2 separate regions of the Mus musculus genome follow, and region 1 is linked to region 2. The links are chromatin loops, found by intact Hi-C in ENCODE. Cell type or tissue: heart. All regions are shown on one strand.

Region 1 (4,000 bases), 74 kb after region 2:
AGTGTTGGGATCAGAAGCCAGGTCTTCTACAAGAACAGTATGTTCTTAGCCCCTGAGCCATCTCCTCAGCCCTCAACGGGAACATCTCTATGAATGTGGGGAGCTCCAAGGAGGGGTTGGAATTTGGGACTATGGTTGTTTGAGGATGTGCCCTAGGAGGGATTGCCAGAGAAAGGAAAGCAAACTAGGGAGCTTGTCAGATAGCACAGAGAATTTCATATTTACATCTAGGGCAGGAAGGCTGCCTGTGTGTTGATTATGACCAGGGAAGAAAGAGTGAGAGTTTGGAGCAGCCTCTTGTATAGGAAATGTGACCCTCTGGAGACTCCATGCTATGAGAGGGAGAAACAAAGCCAAGTGCATACTGATGGCAGCTGCCAAGAGAGAGGTATTCACTGGGAAGCCTAGTGTCATAACAGAGTCTTCCTATGGGGGTGGGGACCCAACCCCCTCCAACCATTTCCATTTCGATTGATTTTAATGCTCCTGCAATCCTATCTAAATGCTAATTTTCTCCCTTTGAGTTTGGGATGAACAAAACCTCCCAAAATTCCAAGATAGATTAAATAGAAAATATTATTATTAAAAACAAGAGTGGGCTCTGCGTTGGCCCGATCCCCTGGGGAGTTGAATGTTACAGACATATATGTGTGTGCACCGGGTTATTAGGAAAACCCAGCAGTGACCAGAGAGAGAGGCTGAGGTTCACGGCTGTACATTTGCTATTACCGCCACACAGACTATCCCGATCAGGTCTCATTAGGCGGTCCCATGTCTCTGTCGCCTGCCATCAGCTGGAATTGAGCACCCATAACTCTGTGAAGCAGGCTTCATTTCTGCCTGCCCTTCCAGAGTGCACTTGGAAATTGGTTTTAGAATTAAGAATCCATATTCATTTTCTGACAGGCTATTCCAAGTATGCCTGTCACTACTCTCAGCTGAGATGGGCCCTAGGTAACAGAGTTACAGAGACGCTCTCTGCAAGCATCTCAGCAATGGGGGCATGAGCCGGTATTGGGCACCTGTGGCGATGCAGGGCCTGTGCTACATGCTGGGAGTTTTCCTCAATAAACCCACAATGCAGTTATCCACGCAAGCCCATGAGTTATCCAGTTGCTTGGTGAGTATCAGTGTACACAGGGAAAACGAGTGCCATGGGCCAGGGTGACAGTGTTCTCTGAGCCTAGAGCCTGGGCTCTGTAGATCACCCAGCTGGCCTGGAGACAGTGGTGTCTTGAATCTATTTTTTTTTTCCTTTCTTTTCTGTTTTCTTCTCTTTCTTTCCTTTCCTTTCTTTTTTCTTTCTTCCTATTAAAGTTAGCTTACAAAGCAGTGAGATTCAATGTGTCATGGGAATTCTCTTTTGTTCATTACATTTTATTTTATTTGAGACAGGATCTCACCATGTTTCTCTGGCTGACCTAGAGCTCCCTATGTAGACCTGGCTGGCTTCAAACTCACAACAGATTCCCCCCCACCCCCCTACTTCTGATTGCTGGGATATGTCACCTCCCAGCTGGACATTCTCTTTTGAGTTGGAGAAATCTTCCCTCCACAGCTGTATGATAAGCTCCCTGGCAGAAGGCACTCTGCCTTAAAATAGTCACCAAAATGGCAACAATATCTACCACTGGCCACAAAAGAACTGGTGAGATCTGAATGTATGTCTATGCACCAAATGAGTGCAAGCAGAACTGGTAAGTTCTTTGTGAATCCCTGGACTCTGAATTGCAAATGCACATCGTGTTCCTATTCGGTACTTTAAAGAATCCTAGTGACTTATCAAAGCCATAGAGCAAGCGGAGACCCAAGTGCAATTGGCTGCTTCTGTCTAGCCCAACGCCCTCTGCTGGTCCATCCTGTGAGTCATAAGGGTCGTACACAGGGTAGCTTAGTAATAGCAGGAATCCAGGAGGATTATGTCTTACTGTTCTGGGGGGTGGGAAGCCAAAGGCACCCTCCTCAGTGTCTTCGGTCTTTTTGAGCCTCTCTCTCTCTCTCTCTCTCTCTCTCTGTTTGTTGGATAGCAACTCTCTAAGTAACCCCAGCTGGCTCCAAATTCACTATGTAGCACAAGCTGGCCTCCAACTTACTAGCCTCCTGCTGCAAGTGCATGCATGATTCACCATGCACAACTTGGGCATGCATGATTCACCATGCACAACTTGGGGCTTCTTTCATCTGGGCAACTCTAACTACAATGGCTCTGACATGGTGACCATTGAACTTCCAAAGTCCCCACACTTGACATCATGCTTTCAAACCATGAATTTGGGTGAGATACAGATATAGTCCATAGCATCAACAGTGAGTGGCACTGTTTGAACAAGCTCAATGCTGCTGCGTGCGGTGAATGTGCATAAAGAGGTTAAAACGAGCCTAGGTATGTAGTGGCCATGCACCAGACTCCAAGGAGCAGGGGCTGCGGGATCCACCATGCTCCCCTGCAGATTCCTCAGCTGTTTATATGTTCCTGCCTTACAATGAATGTCCTGGCTTGGCGTTGTGAATTTTTATATTGTTATTGTTGTTGTTGTTATTATTGTGTGATTCTGATGAGGGGAAAGGAGCATGCTACAGCATGCATGTGGAAGTCAGAGAACCTTGTGGAATCAGTCCTTTCCTTCCAATTTTATGTGAGTTCTTGGGGTTCCCAGCTTCCCAGGCCTGTGCAACGATTGCCTTAACAAGCCTAGCCGCTCCTCCTGCCCCAAGGTATTATACTTTGAGACCGTTTCTCCTTTCAACCCTTAGTATTTAATCTGGGAAAGCAACCTTCACTTTACCAACTCCCTTCTTAACACAGTGCAACAAATTCTTACTAATATAACTTCTACCAACTCAAAAGAGCCCAAGTCTATAAACCTCTTGAAAACTCAGTAAAAGATGGAAAACATAGCCATACCAAGAAGAAATGAGTGTCACCAACTACTGACCAGCTTGGTTACCACTATTTTATTCTATCTCCTTCATCTCTATTGAAATTCCTCAGACCAAATGAACAGATGGAAAGAAAACAAGTTATAGCCCCCTTATGCAATGGCGTTGCCTTGGGGCTACTAATGGAAGGCTCTTTAGTCCTGTCTTATAAATTATTCTGCAATACAATAATTCTTTCTTCAGAAGAAACTGCTGGGGCAGGTGTGATGGCTCAGCAGGTAAAGGCACTTGCCACTTAACGGATGACTTGATTTAGTCTTTGGTACCTGTACTGGCTGGTTTTGGGTGTCAACTTGACACAGGCTGGAGTTATCACAGAGAAAGGAGCTTAAGTTGGGGAGATGCCTCCACGAGATCCAGCTGTAAGGCATTTTCTCAATTAGTGATCAAGGGGGAAAGGCTCCTTGTGGGTGGGACCATCTCTGGGCTGGTAGTCTTGAGTTCTATAAGAGAGCAGGCTGAGCAAGCCAGTGGAAGCAAGCCAGTAAAGAATATCCTTCCATGGCCTCTGCATCGGCTCCTGCTTTCTGACCTGCTTGAGTTCCAGTCCTGCATCCTTTGGTGATGAACAGCAGTATGGAAGTGTAAGCCGAATAAACCCTTTCCTCCCCAACTTGCTTCTTGGTCATGATGTTTGTGCAGGAATAGAAACCCTGACTAAGACAGTCCCCATATGGTGGAAGACAAGAACTCCTACAAGTTGTCATTTGACTGTTATATCATCACACATAGGCACCAATACCACAGTGTCAGCCTGTGGTACACAGCCACTTTAGGAAGAGATACTAAAGAAGACATGAGACTTGGGTCCAGATAGCTTTGCACCCCAAGAATCCATGCTTATTAGTCATGTGTTCTTGAGTAGTTAACCTAAGGTGGTCATAGTTTTTCTATGTGTAAAATGGGCTAAAATAGTATTTGTCCTACATCACTTTGGAGAGCTGGCCAGTCTAAGTGAAAGGACACCAGCAATGGCCTAGAAAGTGTCCCACAGACTCTGGTTGTTTTTGTTCATAGACACTACTTGAAGCTACAATGGGAGTGGGGTGAGTCTCTAGCT
Region 2 (4,000 bases):
TTTTGTCATACAACTGTTGGGTCTTGGTAGATAGGGTGGATCATAGCAGGTAGAGCATTACAAGCCTTGGGGGAAGGAGGGAGGGACGGAAAATATAAGACCAGGAAGCTGCTGTTGCACGCATGGAAGGTAGGCATGTTGACATTTGGAAAAGAACCCAATGCATAGTGTTGCTCTTCCCCTATGCAGTTTGAAATAAACGGATTAGCAAAACAAGAGAGTAGCAGGTGGTGCCCGTGGAGTCACCTGAATTATTGATAAAGGTGTAGCTGGGGGAGTCAATGTCAGATGAATGGCTAGTAGTGCTGAACAGCTCTGCCACAGGTAGCTCGCTCTATCCAGTGCAACGCTCGGTTGCACGGACCACCACTCAGTGTCTGAATGCCTTCAGTTGAACTTTTCAACTCTGAAACTCTAGTTCATGGGGTAAAAACAAATAGTAGATAGCACTTTGACGTGAACTCATCATTTATAATATTCTGGGTTATCCTTCTCCCCTGACCCCTCTCAGAAGCATCACATTATAAGGTTACTTAAATCACCCAGAGCAAGCTGGAATGCCATTCCATGAAAATTCATTGTGGGTCTTAGTATTACACAGGACTCCTGGAGAACCTCACACTTGAACTGGGATGTCTTGCTCTGCTTTACGTGTGAAGGTTCTAAGTGGTAAGGTGAATGGGACTCCGTTTCCAGACTTCTTTGGCTTTCCCACCTTAGCAGCTAAGCATGCCGGGCAGACAGCTGGATTTACCCGAGGAAACGGGATGCTGGACTCTAGATCTGCTCTCCGGAGTCATTTAGAGGCTGCAGTTCAGGTACATGCAGATGGTGGGGTCATTGGAGTCTGGAGGCTAGGAGTGTGGAACATCGTCCTGCCACCGTGAACATCTGGGTGTACTTAGAAGGACGTGGCCTGGATGGTGGAGAAAATGGAATATAGAGGAGTTAGGAAAAAGCAGACAGTAAGGACTTCCTGAGGCTACAGGTTCCCAAACAAGGCTACTTCACAAAGAGCCTGCATTTTCGCAAGGCAAATCACCCCCAGCATTCCTGCAAACAAACTGCAGATTCAGCACTTCCCGCTGTGCGTGCCTTCGCGGGAGCATTTTGTCATGGCAGCTATAGATCTGTCATTCTGGGCATGGATTCTATGACGACTAAGAAAGAAGGGTGAGAATATTCACAAAAACAGTTGCCAACTGTTCTGCACTTTCTAATACTAGAATTTCAACCCTTCAAGGACATTAGAGTCCTCACCACTATCCAGACAGGGAAAGGAAGCTTAGCGAGGGAAGTGGTCTCAATCGGTCTGGAACTTTTGGCTCCCTGCCTTCAGAGATGCGCTCTCCTGGTAGTTTCCAGTAGGCAGGCATGTCTGCTCTGGTAGAAGAGGAGCGGGGAGAAGCTGCTGTAGGACTGTGGGCGTTGGTGGTTACGGGCTGGGTCATCTCTTGAGCTACATTGGAGTTTAAGTGTATTATGTGTGCTGAAAAATGTATGAGTTGGGGGAGGGGTAGAAATTGGTTCTTGAGCCATGTGGATATGCGGGTTGGAGCTTTTAATGATGGCAAACAATGAGGGCTTGGATTTTATGCACAATTGTAAGTGTGTGTGTGTGTGCGCGTGCGTGTGTGATCTTGGGGGTATGTTGGGGTGCTGGGTGGAGAGACATCAACCCCTGCGTCATGTATTCAGGAATTCAGGATGAAATTTGTTAGGCTGTGTGCTAGTGGGTCCACTTGGGAGGGGAGATGTCAGTCCCTGGCCAGGCCGTGTGTGTGTGTGTGTGTGTGTGTGTGTGTGTGTGTGTGTGTGTGTTCAGGATGAGATTTGTTAGGCTGTGTGCTAGTGGGTCCACTTGGGAGGGGAGATGTCAGTCCCTGGCCAGGCCGTGTGTGTGTGTGTGTGTGTGTGTGTGTGTGTGTGTGTGTGTGTGTGTGTGTGTCCCCGTGCCCCGCCCTCCGCTGCAGGTGGGCCGGGCCGGCAGCGGGGCCCGCAGCGCTCGCAGCTCTTGGCTGGCGGCCGCGCCGGGCTAGCAGGGCTGGGCTGGGGCTGCGGGGCGGCGCCGGGACAGGAAGCGGAAAGCAGCAGAGACCAGCGGCCGCGGCGGGGCTGTGCCTCCACTGCAGCCCAGCGCAGGCCGCGGAGCCCGGGCGCTGCAGCCGAGAGCGCGGGCGTGGAGCGCGACGGGCCGGCGCCGGGGTGAGTCCCGGGAGAGGCGGGCGCGGCGCGGCGCGGCGGCTCGAGACTGAGCTGGGTGGGAGGTCAGGCCAACTGCGGGTGTCCCTGCTCCCCAGCAGTCCGACTGGGGTCCGGGCCCTCGGACCGGGAGACCCCTGGGTTCCTCCGGGTCGAGCTCCCCGAGACGCGGGTCCTTCCATCCCTGCCCCGGGCTCTCTCCGCTCCATTCCAGTGCTCGGAGTCCTGGGGCAGCCTGCGCTACCTCGGACTTCTTTGCCTTGTCTGGCCTTCGGAGTGCGCCCCTGAGTGCGCGTGCCGGGTGGTGGCCAGGGAATGACGGCGTGTCGGAGGCAACCAGTGGCTGGACGCGCCTTGCAGGGCAGAACGCGATGGGGGTCCCCGCCAGGACCCGGGGTCAACTGGCCGGTTTTCCAGCACAGGAACGGAGCTGGCTCGTGTTTCTCACTTCGCTTACAAAACCGCAGCCCGGGAGGCCTGGGGGGCGCGGCCAGTTGCGCATCGCGGAGCGCAACAGGCAGGTAGTTTACTTTCAAAAGCGCCGGGGCGGAGCAGAGGCGAGCAGCCAGTCCCAGCCAAAGGAGGAGTCCCTGTCCTGGGCAACCTCGCCGCACTCGGGCAGCCTTAGACACCAGTCGAACCTTATTTCATCCTGCAGCCATTGAACTGCCCCGAGCAGCGCGCCCAGAGAAGTGTGAAGCTTTATAAAAATTTAAAAGCGTCGGTGGTGGAAGCAGGAGTGGGGGCGGAGCCGTAGCCTGGTGGGCTAAGTGATGAGGAGAGGAGAGTCGGAGCCGGGCAATCTCAATTTTCATGTCTCCAAACCGGGTGTGATGCCCAGATCGCGAAGATGAGCTCCTTCTGAAGTTCATGGAGGGGTGGCAGGGGTCTTTATTGGCATGGTTGTGTGGTTGGTGCGTGCGTTAGTTTGAACCCGTTTGAGGGGACTGTGGTCAGGAGTGCGCGCGCCCTTACAGGCGAATTCCAAAAGTTAGCTGTGAAGACTAGTGTTTTCACTGACGTGTTTATACGTTTTACGGGGTTTGCTGAAAAAATATTATAAGTTATGTCACCAATCAACAATACTAATTAGCCTTCTCCTTCTAGTGGGCGTGTTGATTACACAGCTCCTAGGCTCTGTAAGTGCCATGGCAGAAACCGTCGGAGCCCAGGGAGGCATAATTAGCCATTTTATGTAACCACTAATTAGAGTTTTTAGAATTGAATTAAATCAGTGTGATATGGTTGGGGCTTTGATGTGTGGGAGGAAACTGTTTTATTCTACATTTCAAAGCAATATCCAGGAGCATTTAGCATTTCTAAAGGTTGGCGACTCCCACTATGAATAGCCAAAACTCCCAGTGTGAAATTTTCAGGGATGCAGTTGCTGACAGTGTCACTTGGTGGCAACTTCATTTGTAAGTAAAATGAAAGACTTTGTGAGTGTCATATTTTTGAGACTGCCTGCCAAGTCTCAAAAAAGTTGTTATTGTCTTATTTCTTGAGCAATAGGATGAAACCATACAGGAAATTGAAAAGTTTCCTTACCAAGTAACAATTCCATGACAACCGTCTGTTGAAGAATTAATGTGCTGAGTGTGCCAAGTACTCTTTATCCCCCTGATGTATACCCAAAGGCACACCTTGCATTGCGTCTGATGTAGTTTGGATTGGATGGGGGCCTCATCATGCTGATTAATAATCATAGGTCTCACCTGGGCTGGAGGCTGTTTGAGATTAATTTCCTTTCTCCTTAAAGTGACCCCCCCCCCAAAACACACACACACACACACACACA

The links. A loop is a pair of places that touch in the nucleus more often than their neighbours do. Peaks named below come from ENCODE experiments on the same cell type or tissue, not always from the same donor. Only the 100,000 strongest peaks of a DNase experiment are listed, where the experiment ranks them.
Region 1: a loop joins it to region 2, with 1.8 times the contacts of the local background. A loop is called at or near these places in 1 of 42 quality-filtered maps.

Annotation. Positions count from the first base shown.
Region 1 is chr3:102,128,527-102,132,526 of GRCm38, reverse strand. The region is part of intron 7 of Casq2 (calsequestrin 2); the gene reads right to left. Among named protein-coding and RNA genes, the nearest start is that of Casq2, 44 kb to the right of the region's middle. In heart, a CTCF peak has its summit at 1,844 (motif pointing left); no DNase peak of the experiment used is centred here.
Region 2 is chr3:102,202,717-102,206,716 of GRCm38, reverse strand. It overlaps Vangl1 (VANGL planar cell polarity 1), which reads left to right and starts at 2,024. Exons shown (of 8, transcript NM_177545.5): 1 at 2,024-2,205. Gm16160 (a long non-coding RNA gene) reads right to left here and starts at 2,877. Exons shown (of 3, transcript XR_375921.3): 1 at 2,447-2,877; 2 at 1-916. In heart, no CTCF peak of the experiment used is centred here; DNase peaks (open chromatin) are centred at 2,076, 2,516 and 2,996; H3K4me3 peaks cover 2,943 bases; H3K27ac peaks cover 2,549 bases.